Linked DNA regions of Mus musculus: region 1 is linked to region 2. A link is a loop called in an ENCODE intact Hi-C map of the cell type or tissue named here. Cell type or tissue: heart. All regions are shown on one strand. Links, peaks and the distances in the headings refer to the core of each region. The heading gives the core; the rest is flanking DNA. Region 1 has its middle 9.9 kb from the start of Gm42211. Region 2 holds the start of Spry1 (sprouty RTK signaling antagonist 1).

Evidence for each region. Hi-C counts contacts between places; a loop is a spot of excess contacts. Peaks named below come from ENCODE experiments on the same cell type or tissue, not always from the same donor. Only the 100,000 strongest peaks of a DNase experiment are listed, where the experiment ranks them.
Region 1: it touches region 2 in a loop (2.6-fold over the local background); 1 of 42 quality-filtered maps calls a loop at or near these places.

What each region holds. Positions count from the first base shown.
Region 1 is chr3:37,699,398-37,710,357 of GRCm38, reverse strand. No RefSeq gene overlaps it. Among named protein-coding and RNA genes, the nearest start is that of Gm42211, 9.9 kb to the right of the region's middle. In heart, for the core only: a CTCF peak has its summit at 3,451 (motif pointing right); a DNase peak (open chromatin) is centred at 3,667; H3K27ac peaks cover 363 bases; H3K27me3 peaks cover 856 bases.
Region 2 is chr3:37,638,667-37,642,666 of GRCm38, reverse strand. Spry1 (sprouty RTK signaling antagonist 1) reads right to left here and starts at 2,720. Exons shown (of 3, transcript NM_011896.3): 1 at 2,562-2,720; 2 at 1,859-2,147; 3 at 1-112. The coding sequence starts at 57. In heart, for the core only: CTCF peaks have their summits at 1,690 and 2,883; DNase peaks (open chromatin) are centred at 216, 1,686, 2,026 and 2,816; H3K4me3 peaks cover 2,986 bases; H3K27ac peaks cover 1,664 bases; H3K27me3 peaks cover 252 bases.

The DNA.
Region 1 (10,960 bases), core at 991-4,990, 67 kb before region 2:
GACCTAGCTCAGACACTTTATGGCTCCATTGTCCTTCCTGACCGCAGCTTCTGAAAGTCATTTTAGTCAAAATGTCCCCTCATGTGGATCCATGGGCGGAAAATGTGCATGGTTCTTTGTGCCATGGTTATACAGCCCCAGTGGCTCCTGGATGAGGCTGCTCTGTGGATATTCAGAGCCCACACACCTCAGGAAGGACATGCCTGCCCAAAAGCTGCCAAACGGGCCACTCTTCTTTTGACAATTTACAGAAGATTTGAATTAGCTTTTGTCACTTTGACTGGAAATCAACACAAAGAACCTCTGCCGGATCCCCACACCTGGCTTTTTCAGGATTTCTCTTGTGTGGCAGATTGAGTCACATCCCCACAGTCCATTGTTGTGGCCAGGAGTAAAGTAAGCACACTCATTATGACAGAAACGCAACAATGTCTGTTTTCTCTCTTCCCGGGACAACAGCACACAATGGGATTCCGCAGCCTCAGCAGTAGCCCTTCACTGGAAGAGTCCCCTCTTAAGTACAGGCTTAGCGCTCAGCCTGATTTTCCTGCCCATTGGCTCTCGGCTGTTTATAGCTGCATACCGGGGGATCCTACTTGCCTGCAAAACAGCATTGTATTCTGCACAGCGTCCAAGCAGAACAGAACTAATAGGACGTGGAGTTTTGGCCACCACAGAGTCTCGACTGGTCACCCAGCCCCCTGCTCTTCAATGTAACCTACATAACGATGACCAACGAGCTCAACTAGACTCTGCCACTAATCAAGGAAAAAAAACAACCATGGTGTGTTCTCCACACTGAATATGGGCCTGTGTTTTCCATATGATGTGCAGGGAGGGTGCTTCAGCATCTTCTTATGAATTGAATGTTGACATTCAAACAGAGCTTCTGGTTAGGCCAAGCATGGTGGCCACACCTTCAATGCCACCTCTCTTGGGAGGCAGATAGGTGTGTGTGAATTTGAGGTCAAGTTAGTCTAGATCATGACTCCTAGGCCAGCAAGGGCCACACAGTAAAACCTTGCCTCAAACTAAAGAAGAAATAGAACTTCCAGGACAGAAGGCAGAAAAGAGAAACAAGGAGAAATGGAAGAAAGGCGGGGGCCAAACAGAAATTTGTAATGTCCCTTTCCAGTCAGACCAGACGAAATTAAAGTGGATCAAAGACCTACATGAAAATTTGAAAACTATAAATTCTCCTTTTATGTATATGTGCATATGTCATCATACATGTGTGGGTTCCCACAGAGGCCAGGAAGAGAACACCAGGTCCCTGCAATTGGAGCTACAGGTAGTAAATGAAGACCCCCCCCCAAACTATAAACCCAGGGGTGGGGGGAGTTGAAATGCAAGAATAAATCTTTGTGGTCTGAGTTTAGGCAATTGCTTCTTAAATGTGTCACCCAAAGGACAAACTACTAGAGAAAAGATTGAGTATGCTAGGCCTAGTCAAAAATTAACCACTCCTGGGGAAGCAGGGATGGACTCAGAAGAGAAAACTACCCCTAATCAAGTCTCCTGTTCTAACCATAGGGCCGCAGAGGGAAGTAAGCCTTCCCCAGGAGTGCACAAATACTTTTGCTTAAGTTAGAAACACTGGACTCTATTCCCAGTCAAAAAGGGCACTATGGTTTTAACATAAGCAAAATAAGAAGCAAAATAGCTGTGGGTTTCACCCTGCAACTGCCTGTCTGTATACCGGACACTAGCCTTGGAGATCTGTGGGGGCTCTGGCCATTGGTAGCATTTAAGCAAAGGGAAGAAGGGAGTTGGATCGAGGTTCTCATCTGTGGCAGCTGCTACAGCAAGACATTGCTACACAGCAGGCAGGCTGGCCACACAAGCAGGGAGAGGGAAGGGCAACCACCACCACTGCTCCCACTGCTGGGACTGAACCACCAAGGTCTGGGCCACCTGATGGCAAGTGACTGAGGTGGGTCCAGGCAGCTTCTAGCAGCCTTCAGGAGAGAACCCTCTTTCCCAGGAAGTGTTACAGCTCTTCTGTGACAGAAGCTCTCAGTGATGGAGTAACTCTCACACCATTCTTCTGGATATCCATTCTTCTGGATAGGGTCTCATATATGTTTTTGGGGTGGGTTGGAGTCTGGCAGCAGATGCTTTCTATTTGCTTGGTCTATGATGTTAGGGATGCCTCATCTGCATGTAAAGGGACTTGGGGCACAGCTCCTATGTGATTGTCATGATCCTTTCCATGGCATGCTGTGGTCATGTGACAGGGTCCTGGTCGGAAGCAAGTGAAACTCCTGCCATCCTCTGGTATGAAGTTCCAGGGCTTCCAACCCACTCAACCATACCACGTTTCCTGGCACAGTCCACTGCCCAACATGCAACTCCAAATAAGAGCTAGAAGAGGCAGATGGTACAGGGAACACCAGCATGAGTCCAAGGACAGGCCTCCCTGCATGGTGTGAGTTTCAGGAAGCATGCGGCATCTTGTGTTCGGTAAATGCAGGTGGTTAATGGTACAACATGCTCCAGAGGGTTGTGAAAAACGTAGGATGGTCTCACAAAACACAGTCTTAGACAAACCCAGCGAAAGATGTATTTCTCTGTAGAGAGGTTCTCAACCTGGGGGTTCAGACCCTCTTCAGGGAGCAAAGGACCTTTTCAGAGGGGTCACATATCAGATATTCTGTGTATCAGATATAACAGTAGAAGATTAGAGTTATGAAGTAGCGAGAAAGATAATTTTATGGTTGGGGGTCACCACAACATGAGGAGCTGTATTAAAGGGTTGCAGCTGCAAGGAACACGATGTAAACATCATACCATGGATGAATGTAACCATGGAAACCAAGCCTAGAGTGTGTGCGAATCTGATAATGATGAAGTAAGGTCAATGCCTGGTGAAGGAATGTGTGAACACCTTAATTATGATTGGCTAAAAGTAGCTTAAATACCCGGGTCTGGCCACTGCAACTCACTCACTTCCGGAGTCCCACAGAGACGCCATCGTGCTGAGAGAGAGACATCCAGTCCATCGACCCAAATGTCCACTGTCGAACTAGAGGAGCTCGCACCATGGACCGGAGACTTCGCAATCCTTACCTGATGCACTGCTATCAAGCCAGACTACTATATAGGGCCAGACCGGAAGTTAGTGAAGTGTGTGTGTGTGTGTGTGTGTGTGTGTGTGTGTGTGTGTGTGTGTGTGTGTGTGGTGTGAATAAATGCAATTCCACCTCGCTATTTATTACTATTTGTGAATAAATAAGTTATTATAGCCTGACCTCTGAGTCTGAGGCTCCCTTCTCACCTCTGTCCTCAATCCTGATTTGAGGCCTTAGGAAGGTTGAGAACCAATGAATTAGAAGAGGAATCCATGAAAGTGGGCCACCAGGCAGCTGCTTTTTTGTTTGTTTTTTTTTTTAAAGATTTTATTTATTATTATATGTAAGTACACTGTAGCTGTCTTCAAACACACCAGAAGAGGGCATCATATCTCACTACAGATGGTTGTGAGCCACCATGTGGTTGCTGAGATTTGAACTCAGGGCCTTTGGAAGAGCAGTCAGTGCTCTTACCCGCTGAGCCATCTCACCAGTCCCTGCTTTTTATCCCTACCAAAAAAAAAAAAAGAGTTAATTTGTTTTGAAATATGACTGCTGAATGACAGGAAGTAGGCTTTGGGAACGAGCCAGGTAAGACGCTGCATGTGTCCACCTCAGCAGTTAGTGTGCCGTAGAGTAGGCTGTTGGAGGACAGACTGGCTGAATGGGAGATGGGCTGATGCTGGCCCAAGGAGCATCAGTCATGAGGAAGTAGATGGATGGACTTTGACACATTGCTCTCATGTAGTGTCATTCTATGACAAGTTGCCTTCAGTGTTACCAGAGGCTCTTAAAGCATCTGGCAGCAACTAGCCAGTCCTGTGATAAGAACTTTAAAATCAGAAACACTGGGGGCTGGGAGTTAGCTCCTTTGATAAAGTGTTTGCCTTGCAATCCTGAGGACCTGATTTCAATTCCCAGAAACTGACTTTACAATGCCAGAGTGTGGTGGTGTATGCTTGTGATCCCAGCACTCAGGGCTTCCTGGCTAGTTCAATTGTGAGCTCCAGGCCAGTGAGAGACCCTGTTTCAAAAGAGGTGGGTAGAGTTGCTGTGGATGAGACACCTCTACCCTCTACACACACAAAGTATAGATGTGCACATGTATGTGTCTACACACACACACACACACACAGACATACAAAGTTAGAATGTTTCTTTTAACTGGGGTTTTCTATTCAAAAGCAACAAAACATTTCAATAGCAAAATGTGTGTGTGTGTGTGTGTGTGTGTGTGTGTGTGTGTGTGTGTGTGTGTGTTTAAATAAATATGAACAAAGCCCAAAGAACATTCTATGGAAAACATGTCTGACAAGAGTTACTAGTATAGGCACAGGCAGATTAAATGGAAAATAGAAGTCATGGTCAACTATTTCTAAAAACCTAATACATGGAAGAACAAACTCCTCACACAGCAAAGGGTTTGTTAAAATGGTGCTGGATAAATCTTGGCAAACAAGAAGTTATTCAGACCCACACCTGATCCTCAGAGTGAGGTGATCTGTAAACGGACCTGTGGGTTAATTCAAAACAACTTGAAGGTAAGCTGAAATAAGAGGCCCCCTGCCTCTTCTTAAGTATCACAGGAGAGAAAGGCACCGAGGCAGGAATGACAAACATCTGGACAGACCAGGAAGGAAGTTCACACTGAGCTGATAAGACAAGGAAGCAGGCAATTTGTAAGACAGCACTTAAGTCAGAGGATAACTTTTCCCAGATATGCCTAGGAGGTCTGCGGAGTCAGGAGAGCCGCGTGGCAGGCTAGAAGTCTACACAGAAGCCAAGGGGCCTTGTTGTTCCACAGAACTGGAACTGTCTGTGGCCGCAGGGCCAGAGACCCTGGACTCAGACAAAACCAGACCCATAGCTCCTGCATAGAAAAGAATTTCAGGACAACTCCATATGAAGCAGAGTTGGAATTTGTTAAAAACACAAAGAAAGGGCTCAGGAAAAGAAGAAACACTGAGATTAGGGGTGTGGGCTTCTTGAAGATAGAGCTGCAGTTACAGATCTCAGCACTGGGCAGCAATACCGCTTTGGTGGCTCTCAAATTACTCTCCAAGCTTGCTAAGAAGCTTTGCCCCAGGTCCCTCCTCTTAGATCTCCAGGATCCCTGAGGAAGAGGAAGAGGAAACGTTCTAAGTGTCAGAGAGGATGGACAACGCAGGAGAACCCAGCTCACTGAATCAACTAAGCAGGACTCACGTGAGCTCACAGACTCTGAAGTGGCAAGTACCCGGCTTGCGTGGCTGGGGCGGGGCTTGCGTGGCTGGGGCGGGGCTTGCGTGGCTGGGGCGGGGCCTGCGTGGCTGGGGCGGCGCCAGGTCCTCTCTCTGCCTACTTGTTTTGGCTGTTAGCTTGGTGTCCATTTCTGTGGGACTCCTGACAGTGGGAGCAGTATCTCTGACTCTTTTGCCTCCTCTTGGAATTCTTTCCCTCCTACTGTCCCCCCTCACAATGACAGCTTTTGCCTTTTGTTTTGTTGAATTTGATTGTTGTTTCTTGGAAACCAGCTCTTTTCTGATGTGAATGGATCCAATCCAGGAGAGAGGGAGATGGGGGTGTGGAGAGTTGGGAGCAGTAAAGGGAAGGGAAATTGTGGTCAGGATGCACTGTATGAGAGAAATATCTATTTTCAATTCTTTAAAAAATATGCTAGGGATCTGAACAGACAGTTCTCAATATGAAAAATAAAAAAGGCTAAGAAAGCCGGGCGTGGTGGTGCACGCCTTTAATCCCAGCACTCGGGAGGCAGAGACAGGTGGATTTCTGAGTTCCAGGCCAGCCTGGTCTACAAAGTGAGTTCCAGGACAGCCAGGGCTATACAGAGAAACCCTGTCTTGAAAAACCAAACCAAACCAAAAAACAAAAACAAACAAACAAACAAACAAACAAACAAAAAGGCTAAGAAATACCAAGAAGGGAAAAAAAGAAACGTTGCCCCCTTTTACTCTTCACATCTGTAGTACAAATGGGGGTTCTGGGGGGCAGCAGGAATCCTAGAAAAATAGAGGTTTAGAGCTGAGGAGTGAGAAAGGGCTCTAGGTGTGCTGAACTTCTGGGCTCTTAGCTGGAATGAGCTGGAATGAGGCTTCCTCTCCAACCCCTTGTCCCCATGATTCACACCTGTGGGTGCCCCAAAGCGTTACTGTTAAAAGAAGTTCGTGAAAGACGCGGTTCAGAGCTCACTTCACACCCATGTGGAAGAAGTTCTGAACAGAGAAGGGCAAGATACCAGAAGATGCTCTGGGAGGCAAAGAAGCTTACACAAGATAGACAAGGATAAAGGGCAGGAGTCAGTGGCCGAGCACCTTAACCACTCCAACGGTTGGGTTTCAGACCCCTGGACTAGGTACTGAGGTGCATATTTTACATCAAAATAGACCTGGCTTCCAGGTTCTCCCAGCATCCCTCAGTCCCTACCTGGCACATCCTGCCCCCAACCCTGCATTTTCCAGCCCAGGAGCTGAGCTGCCCTTCCCCCAGAGGTTCCTCCCTATATAATCCAGACCCACCTTCTTCTTCCTCCTCCTCCTTCTCTCCTTCTCTTCTCTCTCTCTCTCTATGCCAGCACCCTTTTTCTCTCTTCCCCTCACCCCACCTCTCTTCCAAGGGCAACTTCCCTTCAATGGTCCTTGGGGCCATTGAACTTGCTCACCCGAGAGCAGCTTCCCAATAAACCTGTCTTTGATATATTCTAATCTGGATTGAATTGGCTCCTTTCACCTGTGGAAAAATAACCTATCGCTGACATCACTCAGCATCAGCAAAGAGAATTCAGCAGCAGGAGGAGAAAGGCAGAGCAGGGGTGGAGGGAAAGGAAGTGCATCGGTTACTTTTCTATTGCTGTGATAAAGCACCATGACCGAAGCAACTCACAGAAGAAAGTTTTTTTTTTTGGGCTTATGGTCACAGAGAGAAAAGAGTCCATCACCACCATGGTGGTGAACTGTGGCAGCAGGCAGGTATGGAGCAGCAAGCAAGAGTTCACAAAGAGCCAGCAGGAAGCAGGGAGGGACAAACTGGGGGTGGATGTAGCTTTTAAACCCTTAAAGCCTGCCCCACAGACGGACGGACAGACTTCCTTCAACAAGGCCACGACTCCTAAAATAGAGTCTCCCAAATAGAGCCACCAGCTGACAACCAAGTGTTCAAGTTTCCCAGACTATGGAAGGCATCTCATTCAAATCACCACGGGAAGGGAAACACAGAGGAGAGAAGAACCTGAGTGAGATATGGGAAAGTTGGGAAGCTTGGAGGACATCTATGAGAAAAAATTAATTCACCACCCTTGTTTCTGTGACTCACTACCAACTCATAAATAATGTCATTTCTGTATTAGGTTCACTTGAATATAAGTTTATATGAGCACCCACCACGTTCTGAGATGTTCTAGGCTCGGAGAAAATAAAGAACAAGACTTGGGAGGATTGAGCTGGGTCCCCAGAACCCATGTAAAATTCTGGGTGTGGTGGGCACGCTTGTGAGGCCAGACTGGGAGGACAGAGGCAGAAGGACACCTGAGACTCATTGACTGACTAGCCTAGGCTACTTGGCAAGCCTCAGGTCACAGTGACTGAGTCTGTCTCAAAAACACAAGGTAAACAGTGCTCCCTACTCACAGCAGCACACTTGTACACACACACACACACACACACACACACACCACAAACTGAATGAGTAGTAAATGAAGGAAAGGTCCAAAGGGCAGAAAAAAAAAAAAGCGAGGAGTTTCTTCCATTGTGGCCTCTAAAAGGACTTTCTGAGAAGCCATTAATTCTTTCAACATATTGCAGCCTGGCAAGACCCAGTAGAAATCTTTGGGAGGTGGCTACTGGGACTTCGGGTTTGTGGTATCTTTGGGAAATGTGGAGTAGGAGAACCTTGCTGACCTGAATAGAAACTCAGTTGGGCACTCCTGAATAAATTTTCTTCTAGAATAGAGGATCACCATACTTATGTTCATCTTGGACAAATGCAAGCAGCTAAAATGACACCCAGGCTAATACTTCCTGCTCAGAGATCACATTCTACAGAAGCTGTAAGACAAATCCAAAAACCTCATATCCCAGATGGCCAAACCTGCACCCTAACCACTGTGAGAGCACAAAATGGCCCATCCCATGGCAACTCTGCCCTCCTTCCTGGAAGCTTATCTCAGATTGGTTCCACGGAACACACTGGCCTCAGGAACACTCTGGAAATTCTTCACCTGAAGCATGTATCCCCATCCTGTCTCCCTGGTTGGAAGAATGAGCACTGTTGTTACCTACGAGTGAACTCACAGGCCCCAGTTCAAACAAAACCCAAACTCTGCCAAAATGGTACTTTCCTCTGAACTGCCTCCTGACCCTCTCAGGATTTGTGACTTCAGAATTTTGTCACCAAATTTAATTTAGAAGGTGTGGTAGTTTGAGTAAGAACAGCCCCATTTGAATGTCTAGTCATTGGGGAGTGGCACTGTTTGAGAAGGATTAGAAAGACTAGGAGGTGTGGCCTTGTTGAAGTAGGTGTAACCCTGTTGGAGGAAGTTTCTCACTGGCTTTGAGGTTTCAAAAGTCCATGCCAGCCACCACCACCACCTCTGCTTGCAGATCAGGATTTAGCTCTCAGCTCCATCTCTAGCAACATGCCTGCTGCCATGCTCCCAACCACAGTGATAATAGACTAAGCCTCTGGAACTGTAAACCAACCCAGTTAAATGCTTTCTTTTATAAGAATTTCTTTGATCATGGTGTCTCTTGGCAGCACTAGAACAGTAACAAAGACAGAAGGCAAAACAAACTTACAAATATTAGTACAGTTGCTAAGTTAGTTTCATTATATTTGGTGAGACCTTGAAGAATTTTTGGAAACCAACTCTATTCTGGCCTTGTCACCTCCTCTGGCTAGGAGTCTCAGGAGCTGATAGTTCTAGTCTCCTCTCTAGTCCAGGGCTGTCATTGCCAGTGGCCCCCTCTGAGGAAGCCAGTCTGCTTCGCTGGGAATTGAAAGTTTTTATTCCCCAGGCTTTTGGATCTCTCCATGGCAAGTGACAAGTTTTCTTTCCCCTCTTTGTTTTCGAATCAGAGTCTCACTATGTAACTCTGTGAATTCCAGGATTGCTGTGAATTCCAGTCTGGCCTGGAATTCACAGCAATCCTCCTGCCTTGGCTACCCAAATGCTGCGATTACAGATATGTGTCATCACATCCAGCTACGAGTCTTCCTTTCTAAAGGTTCTATGTCATGTAAAACTTTGATCAGGAAAATGTACGACTTTTTCCTGTTATAGAGGATGGCTAGCTGGGAACAGCATTACACCTTGAGCTCCATGACAGGAAGGTCCCACACTCCCTTGGGCACCAATCCTCCAGATTGCTTAAGCCTTGATCTTAAGTAAAAGGTGCATAGCACTCTAGAATTGGTTTTTCAAACTCCTTTCACACCCATGGAGAAGCCTAATAAACCTAAACGTCAGTAAAGAACGAAAGGCCTGTTCTCATGGGAAGAAAGGGCATCAAAATAAACAACAGCCACAGACAGGTAAGAGCAAAACTCCACTAAGATAGTGTACAGTTAGTTTCCCATTTGATAACCAGTGTGTGTTTTCAATCCCAGAAAGACTGAAACAGAAGAGACTCAGCCTTCTGGGATGCGAGCAAGTTCTGCCAGCTCTCATTTTTCCCATTCTGGCTTCCCACTTTGGTTCCCCAACTCTAAAGTTCACATGGAGCAGATATGAACTTCCACCCAAATCAGCTGCCATCTTACTGTTTCTTTGGGGTCCATTGTTATCAGGAAATTAGAGTTCTTATTTGTAGGTTCTTAGAATCATTGATAAAAGAATTTCAATTAATGATCATCATTAGTGCTTCAAATTGTGTATATGAACCTGAGAAAAAAGTTTAATCTTGTTTTCAGAAAAAAATGTGTCTCAATTGCCCCAGTTTTAGCCCACAGCTACATTCCCGCTGTTGTTTTTATTTCAAAAATCTAAGAACAGAGGATTTTAATATGGATGAAAATTAAGAGAAGCTGCTGTTCATTTTTCTGCTTCCCACTCTGTTGTTCTTGGCTATGCTGTTGCTGTGCCCCTGGAAGGATGGAAAAGGCGCGCCATTGGTTCTTAGTTCTATAAACACATCATTCCTTCCCTTCCTGCTACAACAACCAGCACATCTGCTTTCTGTTTTCATATCATAATTACTAATACTTTCTGGAAAGCTCTACTCCTCCTATAAAACTCCTCATCACTAACAGGAAGTCACCCACAGCCACTGTAGCCACCCGACTCTCACCTGTGGACTCTCACCTATGCCATACCCACCCAACTCTCATCCTTGCCCCCCACCTACCTGACTCTCACCCATCCTCTCATCTGATGCAGAAAGCTGTCAGGACATTGATGGCTCCTTCAAAACTGTTAATACGGACTACGAACCACATCCCAACCTCCCTATAAAACCCTGTGTCTTGACTCTTCTAGGATCTAGACTAGAAGATGAACCCCGTGTTTCCCCTTGCCATATGGGGGTCCATACACTATCTGGCTTCTGCCCTGCCCCACTTCTAGTAGAACAACACTAGACCTCCCTCCTGTGAATAATTGTGGTCAGGCACATCCTGATACGAGATATAAAATCAGCAAGCTTTGGGCCTATGAAATGGCTCAGTAGGTAGAGGCACTTACCACCAACTCTAACACAGAGCTTCATGCCTAAAACCCAGATAGTGGACAGAGAAATTCAACTCCAAAAGGTTTTCCTCTATCTGCCACATGCCCACACAAGTATATACATGTAAATAAATAACTAGCTTGAAATGAAAAATATAAAGGCCAGCTTAAACACAATGGGTGTAAGTTGCTAGCCAGTCTATCCTGAAAGCAAAGGGTCAAGAGAAAACTC
Region 2 (4,000 bases), core at 1-4,000:
CGGTGGCTGAATCACCACTAGCGAAGTGTGGCTGCCATGCTGACTTGGGGAATCCATGTGGAGTGATCTCCAGTTCCAGCAGTCAGCGGAAATCTGCCATGCATCTGAAATCCTAAAGAAGAGTGAGAGAGAAAATAAGCGACAGAAAGCGGATTTGGGGGAGAAGGGCTGCTGTCAAGTAACAAATTCCCCAAGCCACCTGGTAATGATCCCCTTCATCGGCTGATTTCAATGATGCCGAAGCCTGGCCAGAGTCCAACTCCAAAAAAAAGATTGCAGAGGACCATATCACAGGAAGACAGCAAAGACCTCATGCCTTAAAAATTAGAAGTTGCTCTCCAGCTTCTAAGAAGCAGAGGAAGTCGTGTCTTCCTGTTTGCAAACCTAACAAATAATTAAAATGAAATATGCCTTCGAAAGAGCAATTCAGTGTGAGCCCTGGAACTGTTCTCAGAGTTCACTGTCAGTTCACTGGCAGTTCACGTAAGGAAAATGTCAGCTACTTTTTAAAGATTAAGAATGGCTTTAGTGCTGTGGCCTCTCGGCCATTTATATGCTGTTACGAGCTTTAGATTAATGAGAAAATTAATCAAGGCAATTTCCAAAACACCGGCTATTCCAAGCTCACTCGGAATCTCAAAAGGCCATTTTCAGCAGAAGTCCGGGTCTGAAGCTAGCTCATCACACAGATCTGTGAGACGAGCAAAGGAAGCTACAAAGAATGAAGAGTGCTCTGCCACAAAGAACACAACCCGGACGGTGTGGACTTAGCTTTCCTTAAAGGTTAATCAAGGCTCCCCCACACAACGAGGATAACTTATGCACAAGTGTCAGCCCTTTAAAGCAGGGAGAGGAGCCCTGGTCTTTTTACATTATATTTAATTCCCTTCATTTATTAGCACGACAGACCTTGATTTTCACAAGCCCTGAATTGACCTGCTTTTTGTAGTAAAATAAATACACTGATAGACAACAAACACAACTTCCATGTCAAAAGGAAATAGCTTCCAATTTATAACGTATTCTTCCTGAGACAGACCAAACTCTTTCGATTCTGTTTCTGGGCAATAGGTATCTAAGATATTTTTTTACACAAATGCCTTCCGAACTCACAGATGCACCTTAATTCAAGAAGGCACCCCTTTGCACTTTTCTGGCATCCAAAGAAAATCAAAACAAATACGTCGGTTTACTATGGATGCTAACTAATGTCCCCAGACTACATATGTGTTAGCTTTTTGGAGGCCCCTCTAAGCTTATAACTACCTTCTCCGCACATGAGATGCACGGCCATAACAGCATGTTGTGGTGCCGAAGCCCTAAACGACACTAGAAAACTGCCCATCCTTGCTCCTGTGCCATATCTATTTTTTAAAAATTTAAAACTCCATAACGAAGACTTTAAATATGCCAAGTCTCATCCACAAGAAAGGAAGACGTGGGCACGGCTTGTTTGAGTTATGAAACCCCTAGGCACGGCTTTAATTTGCATTTTACAGGGCATTCCCAAGCAAGTTCGCTCAGGCGGAGCACCTAGGCACCCCGCAACTGTCCAGAGCGAAGCCGGTGCGCACCCGCGGACAGCAGTGTGGGTAGCACCGTCGGGCGCTTGGGCCCCACGCCGAGACCTCAGGGGCACCGAGCCGCGGCAGGTCCGGCCGGATAAAGTTATGAATGAAAACAGCTCGCGGGCGGGAGGAGGCAGCGCCCTCTCCCCGCGTCCCGCGGCACTGCGCTCCGAGCACAGGCGGGCGCTGGGTCCCCAGCGCCATCGGGTGCCGCGCGCTTGGCACGGGCTGCGCGAGGACCGCCAGGACCGCCCGGCCCGCCCCGGCCCGCACCTGCCGCCCGCACTCACCTCGGCCTCCGCGGCGCCGGCCGGGGGCGCCGAGCGGGCGGAGCGCGCGCCGCATCAAGCGCGGCGGGGCGGCCGGGCGCGCATGGCCCGCGCTGCGGCCTCGGCGGCCCCCGGGCAGGGGCGCTTCTCCGCGGTTGGCGGCGGCCGAGGGCGGCTCGGGGACATCCGCCGGGTGCGCGCGGCGCCCGCTCCACAGCACCGTCCCGTCCCGGTCGTCAGGCGCGCGGCCCGGCGTCGTCCCGGGCTCTCGGGTCCCCGCAGGTCCGCGTCCCCGCAGTCGCCACGCCGGCTGCAGACGAGCAGAGACAGAAACACGTGAGTCCCTTGCCAGCCCGGGACGCTGTCCTGCTCGCCGAGATGGACAGCCACGAGCCCCGGACACACACGGCCGTGCACGTTTTGCCCCCACGGAATGCCCCGCAGTCCAAAGCGCGTCCGAGAGACGCGTCTGCGCGAGGCAAGCCCGCACGCAGGGACGGGAAAAGTCAGGTCTGGCACGAGCGCCCGGCGGGTCGGTCCCCAACAATGCGCACAGACACGCGGGTGCGCGGCGGTGCCAGCCCGCGTTCGCACACGCGTAACTCGCTGCCTGGCTACGGAACTCGCTGCAGGGCCGACCGCAAAGCGCCGGGCACAGAGCTAGAGCCAGCTCCGAAAACGTCCAGCTCCTCGAAAATAAAATAAAATAAAGCACCATTCTCACCTGATCTTGCCAGGTCCTCGGCGGGAGGGGAAGGCTCTTACCTAGTGCAGAGCCTGGGGCCGGCCCTCCCGGCACATGCACGCCGCTCGCAGCCGCTCCTTAGCCCGCAGAGCTCTGGCTGCGGGGCCGCCGCAAACCCCTGCGTGCTGAGCACTCGCGCGCGGGCTCCGCAGCATTTCAGCGTCGCCGCCACCTCCACCTCCACGCCGGGACCCGCCCCCGGTGATATCATGTGTCAATCACGCGGGCTGCACGAAAACCCGGAGCAGGATTTCAGCGATCGTGGATGTGGACTCGAGGACGCTCTAACAAAAGTCGATTGCCTGCAGGAGTCCTGCGAGCGCAACTGGGGAGGAGCGGGCATTCCAGGGCCCCTGTCAGTCGTGAGCTGTCAGCCTCCAATTTAAGGGGACTGGTGCAGCCACCCTTAGAGTTGAGTTTAAAAAGAGTTGTGAAGAACATTTAAAAAACAATAACAAACCACCAACAACAACGGAAAAAAAAATGTGTACACCATGACACCGTGCCCCCAGATAAAGGGAAAAGTGCAAAGTTCAGATCATGCGAAATATGAAAGTTTCAGAAAGAACAGTCATTTTTGCAAATGTAATATAATTACACACTAAAGGGTGGGATTTCCTGCTGTGGGGTTTTAGTGATTGCTCCATTTGGTTTGTGATACGATCCCTAAAATTACACGGGGGGAGGGGAAGGGGAGAAAACGGGGCCCAAGTTCTTCCTGCTTTGTAATGTTTGTATAATTTTGTCCAAAACACCAATGCATTTTAAATGAAATAAAATAAGCATAACTCATCAGGAAGTTTTAGCTTTAGCCATATGTCTGTCACGGGGTGGGGGACTTTAGTAAGCTGGGAATGCTTTTTGCGTCTTTACATACTATGGAATTTGGTTATTTATTATATGGACGCTATAGCTCAGGATGTAGTGAAAAGGGCTGTATGTGGAATTAAAAATTCCATAGAGTTTTAAAAATAACCTAAGACCCCCAAAATATTGATAGAAAATATTTTTCCAGGGAATTTTATCAGGAATGGTATTTGATAAACAAAAACTCCATGATCTAAATCACCTGTGAATGTGAGTTAGGATATTTTGGGTTCAAAGTAATTTTTTTTTTAAGTCTTAACAATTGCAGTGAGTTTTTATAAAGTTTTTGTTGTTGTTGGCATAATGCATTTGCAAGCTTTTGAATGTTTTTAGAATTCACGGTTATGTGTGGAATTACATGCAAGGAACCCAGGACACTCCCTATGAAGAAGATCAGCAGTAAGAAAGTGCACTAGAAGGTAATAGAACGTATTAAAAGCCAAGAAGCTGTTTGTTCACCCTTCATGCAAGGGGATGTGTTAAAGTCATATTTTCAAATGTAGAGTTGGTGGGGCTTTTGTGTCTTGTCTATTTTTCACAGATGTAGGAGC